Linked DNA regions of Homo sapiens: region 1 is linked to region 2. The links are chromatin loops, found by intact Hi-C in ENCODE. Cell type or tissue: HepG2. All regions are shown on one strand. Each heading gives the region's core, and the rest is flanking DNA. Links, peaks and the distances in the headings are about the cores only. Region 1 overlaps CTIF (cap binding complex dependent translation initiation factor). Region 2 overlaps CTIF (cap binding complex dependent translation initiation factor).

Region 1 (5,377 bases), core at 307-5,306, 54 kb before region 2:
TAACTGTACATTTGCCAACCAAAAGTCACTTCCTGAGTGCCTTCTGTGTGGGGCCCTCAACAAAGAGTGTCCCCACACAGGAGAGGTCAGATGACATGTCAAATAACAGCAATGAGAGGGGGGTGGGGACGGCACGGCTGAGATGAAGAAGAGTGTGCTCTCGGCAGGGGCTGTAAGGGAGGAAAAGCAGGCAACCCAGGGTTCCCAGAGAAGAGTGAGGTGCCCAAGAGGGGCAACAGGCTCAGTAGAACGTGGCCAGCTTAGGGCAGATGGCGGCTGTCAGGCTAAAGAACTCAGAGACACTTCCTCCATATGCAGGGGTTGAAGGCTTCTGTTAGGGGAGGCTGAACTGGCCCAGGGGGGAAGTGGGGAAGGAGGGTCCCACATTGGGGTTCATTAGCAGTGGTGGTAGAGATGGAAATGAAGCAGTGGATCTCAGAGTGTGGAACAGATGAGCAGCAGGCAAAGCGGGTGATCTGTGCACAAGAAAGCCAGCAAGATGGTGGAGTCCACAGAGCCTCATTCCAGAGACCCAACAAAGCCGGAGGCGGGCACAACCCCCAGCAGGAGGAGGGACTGTGGCCCTGCGTGTGACTGTGTAAATGGGGAGGAGTGAAGTGTGAATGATCACACTTAGCACAGCAAGCTCTACCCACTGGGCTTGTGGGGCTCCATCTCAAACCCCAGCCCAGCAGTAGCCCCAGAGGCAACCTGTCCAGGGCTACTGCCTGAATCCCCTCCATCAGAGACACGCTTCTTCCCTGGCCCTAAAGGCCCTCTGGTAGCCCTCCCTTCCCTATTCCGAAGTTCCTCCCCATCCCTGCTGGGATTCTGCTCTCAACACCAGCTTCTTGTGGCACAGGCACCACCACCTCCTGCCTCCCGTTTGCCTTCTCTGAGACACCGCCTAGAAAATCTCCAGAAATGGACCTCCCCAGAACCTGTCCTGATCTATAGGAGATGAGTCAAGAATGAAGAAGGGTCCACCTCTCCAGACCCGCTCCTCAGTCCGGGCCAGGGCTTGAAATCCCACACATTTCCCTTTCAAGGCAAACAGGCTTACAGCTTTGAGCCTCCTGAACCTTTAAGTTCTCTTGGGGGTAAAGGTGGTGTCTTACTTGAAAAGGTCATCAAACAGAAAGGCGGGAAACGTGGGAAGTTTGTTAGATATGGGAACGATGAGCATCAAATTCACAAGAGTGGTTTAAAGGCCTCAACCACAGCTATTAAAATTCGTGTCTTAATTTAAAAACCTGGAACAAACATGACACAGGGTTAAGACTTAATAAACATGAGAGTACAGGTGTTTGTTCTCCACTCAAAATAGATGTGCATTTTATTATTCTCTGTTATCAGTCCATCTTAAGTATTTCACAATAAAAAACAATGAAAATAAGCTATTTGTCTTTACATCCCAGGATGAAGAGTGTTTTATTGTTTGTTTGTCTTGTTTTTGAGACGGAGTCTCACTCTGGCCCAAGCTGGAGTGCAGTGGCACAATCTTGGCTCACTGCAACCTTCCCCTCTGGGGCTCAAGCAATTCTCCTGCCTCAGCCTCCCAAGTAGCTGGGACTACAGGCGTTCTCCACCACACCCGGTTAATTTTTTTGTATTTTTAGTAGAGACAGGGTTTCACCATGTTGCCCTGGATGGTCTCAAACTCCTGAGCTCAGGTGATCCACCTGCCTTGGCCTCCCAAGTGCTAGGATTACAGGTGGGAGCCACCACACCCGGCCAGTGTTTTATGAGCAGAGATTGGGAAAGATTGGGGAGACCCCAGGGTACTGAGCATTGGAGGAGGAGGAGAGAGAAGCAAGAAGCTCAGAGTGTGGGAGGCTGGAGGTGCTAAAGCTAGACCAGGCCCCCATTTCAGTGGTGCCTAAAACTCCTCCAAGAGACCAGCCCTACCAGATATCAAAGTATCTCATAAAGCTAGAGCCCGGGCTGGGTGCGGTGGCTCATGCCTGTAATCCCAGCACTTTGGGAGGCTGAGGAGGGTGGATCACGAGTTCAGGAGATCAAGACCATCCTGGCTAACACGGTGAAACCCCGTCTCTACTAAAAAATACAAAAAAATTAGCCAGGCGTGGTTGCAGGCACCTGTAGTCCCAGCTACTTGGGAGGCTGAGGCAGGAGAATGGCATGAACTCGGGAGGCAGAGCTTGCAGTAAGCAGAGATCGCGCCACCGCACTCCAGCCTGGGCAACAGAGCGAGACTCCAACTCAAAATAAATAAATTAATTAAAAAAAAAAAAAAAGCTAGAGACAAAAAAGCTGTTGAACCAGTACAGGAATAAAAGAGCAGATCAACTGATAAAACTGCACCCACAAGCAAATTAATGTACAAATGGGAACCTCATATAGGTAAGGATTGTGTTTTGAATTGAGGGAGAGACTCATCAATAAATACATGGTATTGAGACAACCACCCAGCCATTGAAAAATTGACCTTAGATATCTGCCTTGCACTATTCTTGGAAAACACATTCCAAGGTGATTGAAATCTGAGATGCAAATTTTAAACTACATCAAAATTTCAAACTTCTAAGCGACAAAAGAAATCATGAACAAATAAAGACAAGTGAGAAGCTACTTGCAACATGCACAGTCGCCCACCCCCCCAACCCTGAGGGATCCATTCCAAGATTCCCTAGTGGATGCCTGAAACCGTGGGTGGTAAAAAGCCCTACATCTGTTTGTGATCCTGTAACAGAGATGTCTGCTCAGTGACTCTGGGCTGGGCAGTGACGCGCAGGTAGAGGATACAGCCTAGAAACGCTGGACAAAGGGATGATTCATGTCCCGGGAGAGACAGCATGAGATTTCATCATACTGCTTGGAATGCCATACAATTTAAAATGTATAAATTGTTTATTTCTGGAATTTTTCATTTGACATTTTTGGACTGTAGTTGACCGTGGGTAACTAAAACCATGGAAAGCAAAACAGTGGATAAGGGGAGCCTGCTGTGTAGCAAAGAATTAATCACCAGACTATATAAAGACTTCTCTTAAATCTAGGCACTGTTCTAAGTCCATTGCACTTACTAACATTTACTCTTCATGGCTGCTGAGGCACTCTTACCTTCTCTAATTAGCAAACATGGAGACTGAAGCACAGTGTGGTTAAGTAACTCACCCAGGAATACACAGCCAAAAAGTGGCAGCATGAGCAAAGGACAGAAATAGGGATCATTCAAAGACCCAGGAAAAATGACTGATATTAAACACAATATGTCATCTTGGATTAGACAAAGATCACAGCCAATTTTTTTTTTTTTTTGCTCTAAACAATATTACTGGGAAAATTGCTGAAAGAGCTGTAGGTTTAATCACAGCATTCTATCAATGTTCATTTCCTATACTGTATCATGTCCTTGTTCTGAGGAAATACACACTGGAGTGTCAAGGGATACAGGGGCATCATGTCTGGAACTAACTCTCAAATGATTTAGAAAGAAGTTTTACATACAATTATATGTATAAATTATATATATCATAAGATATATTTAGAGAGAGAGTGTGGGTACAAATGTAGTAAGATGTTAATCGGATATGCAAGAATTGTTTGCACTATTATTGTAATTTCTATGTATATTTGAAATTATTTCAAAATGCATAGTTATTTTAAAGGTCATCTTACCCAGGGCTTCTTAACCGAGGGTGGCGTCAGACACCCAGGGGGGATTTTGGGGGTCCACAGGCCAGGTCTTCCCCAGTGTCTGAATGCATAGGTGGTGGTGGAATGTGACCTCTGTGTGTAAAACCTGTGCCAGGTGGGGGCTGCACAATGCAACCAGGGCTCTCACCAATGCCTTCATTTCCCTGAAGGGAGACTTGAGGCTGAAGGGAAATGGCTTCCTCCCAGTCTCACAGACCCCAGTCAGAATCCTGCTAGCCTGAAGACCCAACTTCTCAAAGACAGGAGTGTGCATGACATCTTCCTTTCTCCTGGGCACATGGGCTTACTGACATGGGGAGGAGAACCAAGACCCTGATGTGGGACCCAAGGCTGGCTGGCAGCTCATTCTCTATCCAGTGATATTTTAGAAAAGACCTGTGCTAAGAGGGACAGGATGCTGCTGATGGCTGAGATTTGAGAGAGAGAGAGGGAGGCTTTTGCTCCCATCTTTTAAGGAACAAACAACTTTCCTGTTGTAGAGAATGCTTGCGTGATTAGGAGCTTGAGTTCTTGAAGCAGAGAGTCCTGAATTCAGATCTCAGCTCCGCCACTTACTCTATGACCTTGGGCAAATCGCTTCATCCCCAGGACGAAGTTTCCCCCATCTGTAATAATAATAGGTCTACCAATAGCAGAGAGGATAAGTGGATGGTACGTGGAGACAGGCTGCCTGTTTCAAACCCCAGTCTTGCCATGTACTTGCTGTGTGGCCTCAGGAAGCTTAAGTCAACCTCTCTGTGCTTCAGTTTCCTCCCTTGTAAGATGGTAATAATAACAACATCTTCAAGACTAAATGAGTTAACATGTGAGAAACAATGCAAACAGTCTCCTTTGTTACTTCCTCCTCATCTCCCCAACTTCTTAAGTCAAGGCTCAATCTTTGATCCTCTCCTGTAAACTTCCTCACCCCCTGGGCTTAAAGCAGCACCCAGCTCATTATCCTCCTCTGAACACCACCAATGTGCATCGAACTGGTGGACCAACATCTCCTCTAAGGTGACTAATACTATCTTAAACCTTTCATGCCCAAACGGGACTCTTGACCTTTGCCCCCCAGAGCTGCTCTTCCAGGGTCTTGCATAGCTCATTTCTGCAAAGTCTATCCTATTTGCTCAGGCTAAAATCTTCAGGGTCAATCACAGTGTCAGCACTTTCCAAGCATACCTAGACTCTGAAGGCATCTCATCACCTCCAGTGACCACACGGCCCCAGTCTCCATTGCCTCTCCCCTGCAGCAAGGAGACGGCTTCCTGGTCTCTGCTTCCTCTCTTGCTGACCCCCTACCATAGCCTATTCTCTACATAGCATTCAGAGGGATCCCGTTTGACTGTGTGGTATGCCCCACACCAGAGTTTTGCCCTGGCCACTCCCTCTGCCTGGATACCCTTTCCCAGGTGGCCTCACTCTCACCTCCTTCAAATCCTCACTCCCTCCCTCCCTCCCTTCCTTCCTCCCCACCCTCCCCCCCAACCCTGTCTTCTTTCTTTTTCTTTCTTTCTGTTTTTTGTTTGTTTGTTTTGAGACAGGGTCTCACTCTCTTGCCCAGGCTGGAGTGAAGGGGTGTGATCTCAGCTCACTGCAACCTCTGGGTCCTGGGCTCAGGTGATCCTCCCACCTCAGCCTCCCCAGTAGCTGGGATCACAGGCATGCACCATCATGCCCAGCTAATTTTTGTATTTATAGTAGAGACTGAGTT
Region 2 (5,377 bases), core at 210-5,209:
GGCAAACAATTGATAGACATTTTTCCAAAGATATACACTTGGATAAACATCTAAACCTGAGCTTTTAACACTAAAAAGCACATGAAAAGATGTTCAACGTCATTAGTCATCAGGGAAATGCAAATCAAAACCACAATGAGATACCACTTTACACCCACTAGGATGACTATAATCAAAAAGACATAATAACAAGTGTTGGTGAGGATGTAGAGAAACTGGAACCCTCAAGCATTGCTAAAGCGATTGTAAAGTGGTGCAGCCATTTTGAAATACAACCTGGCGTTCTTCAAAAGGTTAATATAGAGTCACTATACCACCCAGCAATTCCAATCCTAGGTATATACCCAAGAGAATTAGAAACATACATCCACACAAAGACCTGTACTTGAACATTCAGAGCAGCATTATTCATAATAGCCAAAATATGGAAACAACCCCCAAAGCTCCATCCATTGACAAAGGAATACATAAAATGTAGAGTAACCACCTAATGGAACATTACTCAGTGATAAAAAAAAAATGAAGAGCTGAGATATGCCACAACATGGATGAACCTTGAAACTATTACACTAAGTGAAAGAAGCCAGTTACAAAAGAGAACATATTGTATAACTCCATGTTTATAAAATGTCCAGAATAGACAAATCTATAGAGAAAGCACATAAGTGGTTGCCTAGGGCTGAGGAAGCTGGGGAAAAATGAGAGTTATGGTAATGGGCGTAAAAGGTGAGGAAATGTCCTGGGGTTAGATAGTGTTGAGGGTTGCACAACATCGTCAATATATTTAAAACCATCCACTTTAGGCTGGACATAGTGGCTCATACCTGTAATCCCAGCACTCTGGGAGGCCCAGATGGGCGGATCACTTGAGCCCAGGAGTTCGAGGCCAGACTGGGCAACATGGTGAAATGCCTTCTCTACAAAAACTACAAAAAAATTAGCCAGGCATGGTGGTGTGTACCTGTGGTCCCAGTTACTTGGGAGGCTGAGGCAAGAGGATTGCTTCATCCTGGGAGATAGAGGCTGCAGTAAGCCATGATTGCACTACTGCACTCCAGCCTGGGTGACAAAGCGAGACTATCTCAAACAAACAAACAAAAGAAACAAGAAGACAAAAAAAATCCACTTCAAAAGGGTGAATGTTATGTTATATGAATTTTTTATCTCAAAAAAGCTTTTATCTAAAATAGGTACTAGAGAAAGAGCTGAAGATGAGGGCCACGCAGGGGCTATGGCACTATCCTTCAGTGTCCTGGCCAAAGACAAACAAAATATGGCAGAAGGGAAGTCCAGGTGTGAGAGAAGCCGGGGAAGGAACGGCGCATCTCAGCAGCAGGATCCTACACACCGTCTCTGGATTAAATCTCTTAGGGTGAAAGAATAGGGCCAACAAGACTATTTTCTTCTGGACATGGCTTTTGACATCACCCACCTTAAAAACCTAAATACCGTTGCTACCACCTGGTCCTGGGGCGGAAACACAGGTCAGATTCCAATCTACCCAAACTCCCCGCCTCAGGTGGATGAGGCAGCATTTGTCTAGAGCCACAATTTCTGTTTGTGATTTTCTCCTCACGTCTCCAACCTCAAGTCCTGGCTCCCCCAGGCCAGCCTGTGAAACTCAGTCAGTATCACACCCTGACACCAGGGCTCTGGGCAGACCCTGTCCCCGCAGATCATCCCAGGGGAATGGAGGCCACGACTTGCAATATCAAGGTGCTCTCATAGGACATATTCCACATAAGCAGCTCTCAAAGTTTTAAGAATAATTAACAATTTCACCCTTCTAGAATGTTCTCTCCTCAGTGGCGAAGCCCAGAAAACCAAAACCACACAAAAGACAAGCCCTAAACCACCAAAACAAGTTAATGGAGGAGAATAGGGAATTACGGTGTAAATAGGAGAATTTTAAAAGTGCATTTGAGCAGACCGAATCCTCCCTGCGTCCTTTTATTCTCTGCTTTCTTAGTGTCATACTCAAATCCTGTACTCAGGGCACCATGGAACCTTGTTTCATTTGGTATTACGGAGAGACTTAGTGTCAGCAATTAAACGGTTACGCCCCGGCTGGCACAGCGAATCTGGAAAAAGAACCTCCATTCAGAGGTGGCTTCTCCCGGCTTATTTCTGCTGTTTGTGTTGGCTGAAGCAGAGAACCGCATAGAAAGAGGACTCTCAACGTGAGCAGAGTGGCAAGTGGGACCCAGGGTGAGGGCAGCGCCTAAATGGGCAGACAGCAAGGTCCGCAGATGAACCAAAAGGCCATCTCAAGAAGGGACTTCACTGGCACCAGTACCCCGCCTCCCTTCCCCAGCTACCGCAAATTCTTCTATCTCTTCAGCTTTGCAATGACAATGGCCAGGCCAGAGGACAGGGGAACACATCACGCGACACTGAGTGTTCCTCCCTTGGGTCAGCAGCTGGCCTGGGCAAAGCCCAGAAGGCCACATATTTGATCTTCCAAAGGTCAACCCTGCCCCGGGCAGCCTCAGTGCAAGTGACCATACACCCCCAAAACACAGGCCCCATCCTCGGCGCCTCTCGGGCCAGGGCAAGGGGGCACACCTGGGTGCTCTGTACACAGGCGCCGCTGCCCGAGGACCGGGAGGGACAATCCACAAGCCTGCATTGTTCTTCGGCGGCTCTCTGAGGCCGATTGTTCCACAGTGCACGTTTCTGCAGCACAGGCCCTGCCTGGCATGTGTGGGTCTCCACAAATGTTTGTGGTTGGCTCCCCAGGGTGAAAAGCAAGAGTTAGAGTCAGCAAAGCACTCTCATTGACTAGGCCTTCGTCCAGGCAAAAGCCCTTACTCCAACAGTTTACCTTGGAGAGAGAAGGCTGCACGGGGTGGTTGCTGTTCTGTGTTTACTGTGGATAACTAGGGCTTGGGGTTGCGGCCACAGCCCAGCACATGTGTGTGCACAAAGCAGCCTTCATCAAAAGGCATCCGGGGCAGGGAGGCTTTAGGACGGCCCCGGTCTGAGCCTGAGGGCAGAGACCCTCCCGGGAGAGCAAAGCTGCATCTCCACGGACCTTCCATCCCCTCAGAGGGTGAGGGAGCCTCTCAATGGGGGTGCATAGATAAATAAAGCCTGTGCTGGGGGTTGCAGGGCTTGGAGGTCCTGACACCGCAACTCTGTTCCACTCACAGTGCGCTGCTGTAATCCAGCTGGGTCAGCTTTAAACCCCTGAAGGCAAAAGAAAATCGAAAATTAATCTAATTAAAGTCGGCAGTGTTCACAGTAAGGAAAATTCTGGTATTTTGCCAAGAGTCTCTGTCACTGGCCAGCTTTGTGGGAAAAAGGCACGGGGTCTGGATCCCAGTGGGTTGAAGATGGAGTTCTGGTTCTGTTACTCGGCCGTGTTGCCATAGAACAGCTGTCGGGGGGCAAAGCATCACCTGCATTACAGAACTGTTTTGAGGGTACATGAGAAAAGATGTAAAAGATGTAAAGTCCCTGGTAAATTTTAAACACTCAACAAAAGTGGCTGGACTCAAGGCCTACGTGCTGACCTGACGGCGGCCTGCTTGGCCACCTCAAAAGGGGAAGCTGGGACCTTTCCCCTGCACCCTGGACCCTGCCCCCAGGAGTCCTGGCAGAGGCGGGGCTCCCTGTGTCTGGAACTGGGAGCTCCAAGGAGCAAAATTCTGAAAACCTGGTCATACCCAGTTCCCAACACCTGTCATCACTATTACTCTTTATCTCATTTGGCCCTCCAAGCAGCCCCTTGAGGTAGACATGTGGCTAGCCCATATTTCTATTCTCCCCATTTTAAAGATTCAGAGAGGGAGTGAGTCTTGGGCCAGGTCACACAGGAAGTCACCTACCTCAAGAGCTGGGTCTCTGACAGTCCAGGGCTGTGTCTAATGAAAGAGCTAACATTGATCGAGTGTCCCAGCATTTCACACCACACTCCTAGGGGACGAGATAGTCGCCACACTTCCCAGTGTGTGGCTGGATGCTCAGAAACGTAGCGCAAGTGACTCCGGGTCTAGCAGCTTTTGCTTTTCTGTTCTGAGGGAAGCCAGTCACCTTTCAATAAAGCCAACAACACCATGCTGAAAGGAGGCCCAAGCTAACCACACACAGACACCACGCAGAGAAGAATGGAGGGTCCCAAGCGGCCCTGGGCTGAACCACAAGGAACAGAGATGCCCTGACCTTTTCCCAGCCCACTCTCTACCCCCTAAAACTCCTGCCCAAAGTGCAGAACTCTGAGCAAATAATAAAAGGATGGTCGTTTTAAGACATTAATTTTGTTTCCTTTTTTAATGCAATATTATGCACTCGTTTTTATGCACAGGATAATGCAGGCTATGGAGAAAAATAAAACAGAGGAGGCAAAGAACTGGGGGAGAGGGAGCAAATTTAAACAGGATAGTCAGGGAATTATTTAAGCCCATTCACCACAAAGCCACTTGGAAAGAAAAATAAATTTATCCCCAAATGGGTGCAACTCCGGGCAGCTGGCATCTGTCTGAACTGAAGAGCGGCAGGAACAGAGACCCTCCCTCTTCAGAGTGACAGCAGGAAGCCGCCCCGGCAGGAAGGAGGAGCTGGAAGACAGTTTCAGGAAAGAAGAGGTGAGGGGAGGTCTTGCTGAGAGGAGGTGAGACCTGGTGAGATGACTGCAAATCAGACCTGAGGGTGCCCGGTGACACCAGACTCCACTCCGTGGAAGGTGACCTGTATGGCCAAGCACTGCTGGGGATGCGACTGCCTTCCCCCTGGGTAATGACACCAGCCACCAGGGGTGTCAGAGGGCCCAGGACAGCACCTGATACAGAGGCGGCCAGAGGCATGGTGAGCAGGATGTCCTCAGATATACTTGCACATTCACAGTGCAGTGTGCTGCCTTCCCGTCCCCGCACAGTGATGGCACACTGCGAATGGCCAGCGTGGGTGGCTGGATATGGCCCTTGTCCGCTGACCTGACCTAACCACACCCCTCTCAAGCTCCGCCCTGCCACCATGTGTCAACCTGGAGCTTTTGTCACAGAAACCACCTGGAGCTTTTGTCACAGAAACCTGCCTTCATTAACTCCCCATCATCTAATTAGAGGGATTCAAAAGTGGGGTGCCTGAGTGATCACTGGGTCATAGAAAGAAAATATTAGAATGCTTACTTTTTGAAACTTATCTTGTTAAATTTCTTTGTTGGTATGTTTTTAAAATGTACACACTGTACATCAGTGCAACATTACACATGTACAAAAATAAACAGACAATGAGCCAAGTGTACACATTTGTCTTTTCCTGCAAAGTAAGCCATTTTGGAGACCCCTGGCCTGGGTCACATGGAGGACACAGGGCCAGGCAGGTGACTGGAATAAATGGGGAGGGGGAGGTCATGAAACACAGGGATGTCCCGTGC

The links. Peaks named below come from ENCODE experiments on the same cell type or tissue, not always from the same donor. Only the 100,000 strongest peaks of a DNase experiment are listed, where the experiment ranks them.
Region 1: it touches region 2 in a loop (2.9-fold over the local background); 2 of 110 quality-filtered maps call a loop at or near these places.

Annotation. Positions count from the first base shown.
Region 1 is chr18:48,627,542-48,632,918 of GRCh38, reverse strand. All of the region lies in intron 2 of CTIF (cap binding complex dependent translation initiation factor), which reads right to left. Among named protein-coding and RNA genes, the nearest start is that of MIR4743, 40 kb to the left of the region's middle. In HepG2, for the core only: no CTCF peak of the experiment used is centred there; a DNase peak (open chromatin) is centred at 2,778.
Region 2 is chr18:48,573,300-48,578,676 of GRCh38, reverse strand. All of the region lies in intron 1 of CTIF (cap binding complex dependent translation initiation factor), which reads right to left. Among named protein-coding and RNA genes, the nearest start is that of CTIF, 37 kb to the right of the region's middle. In HepG2, for the core only: a CTCF peak has its summit at 4,751; a DNase peak (open chromatin) is centred at 2,496; H3K4me3 peaks cover 1,742 bases.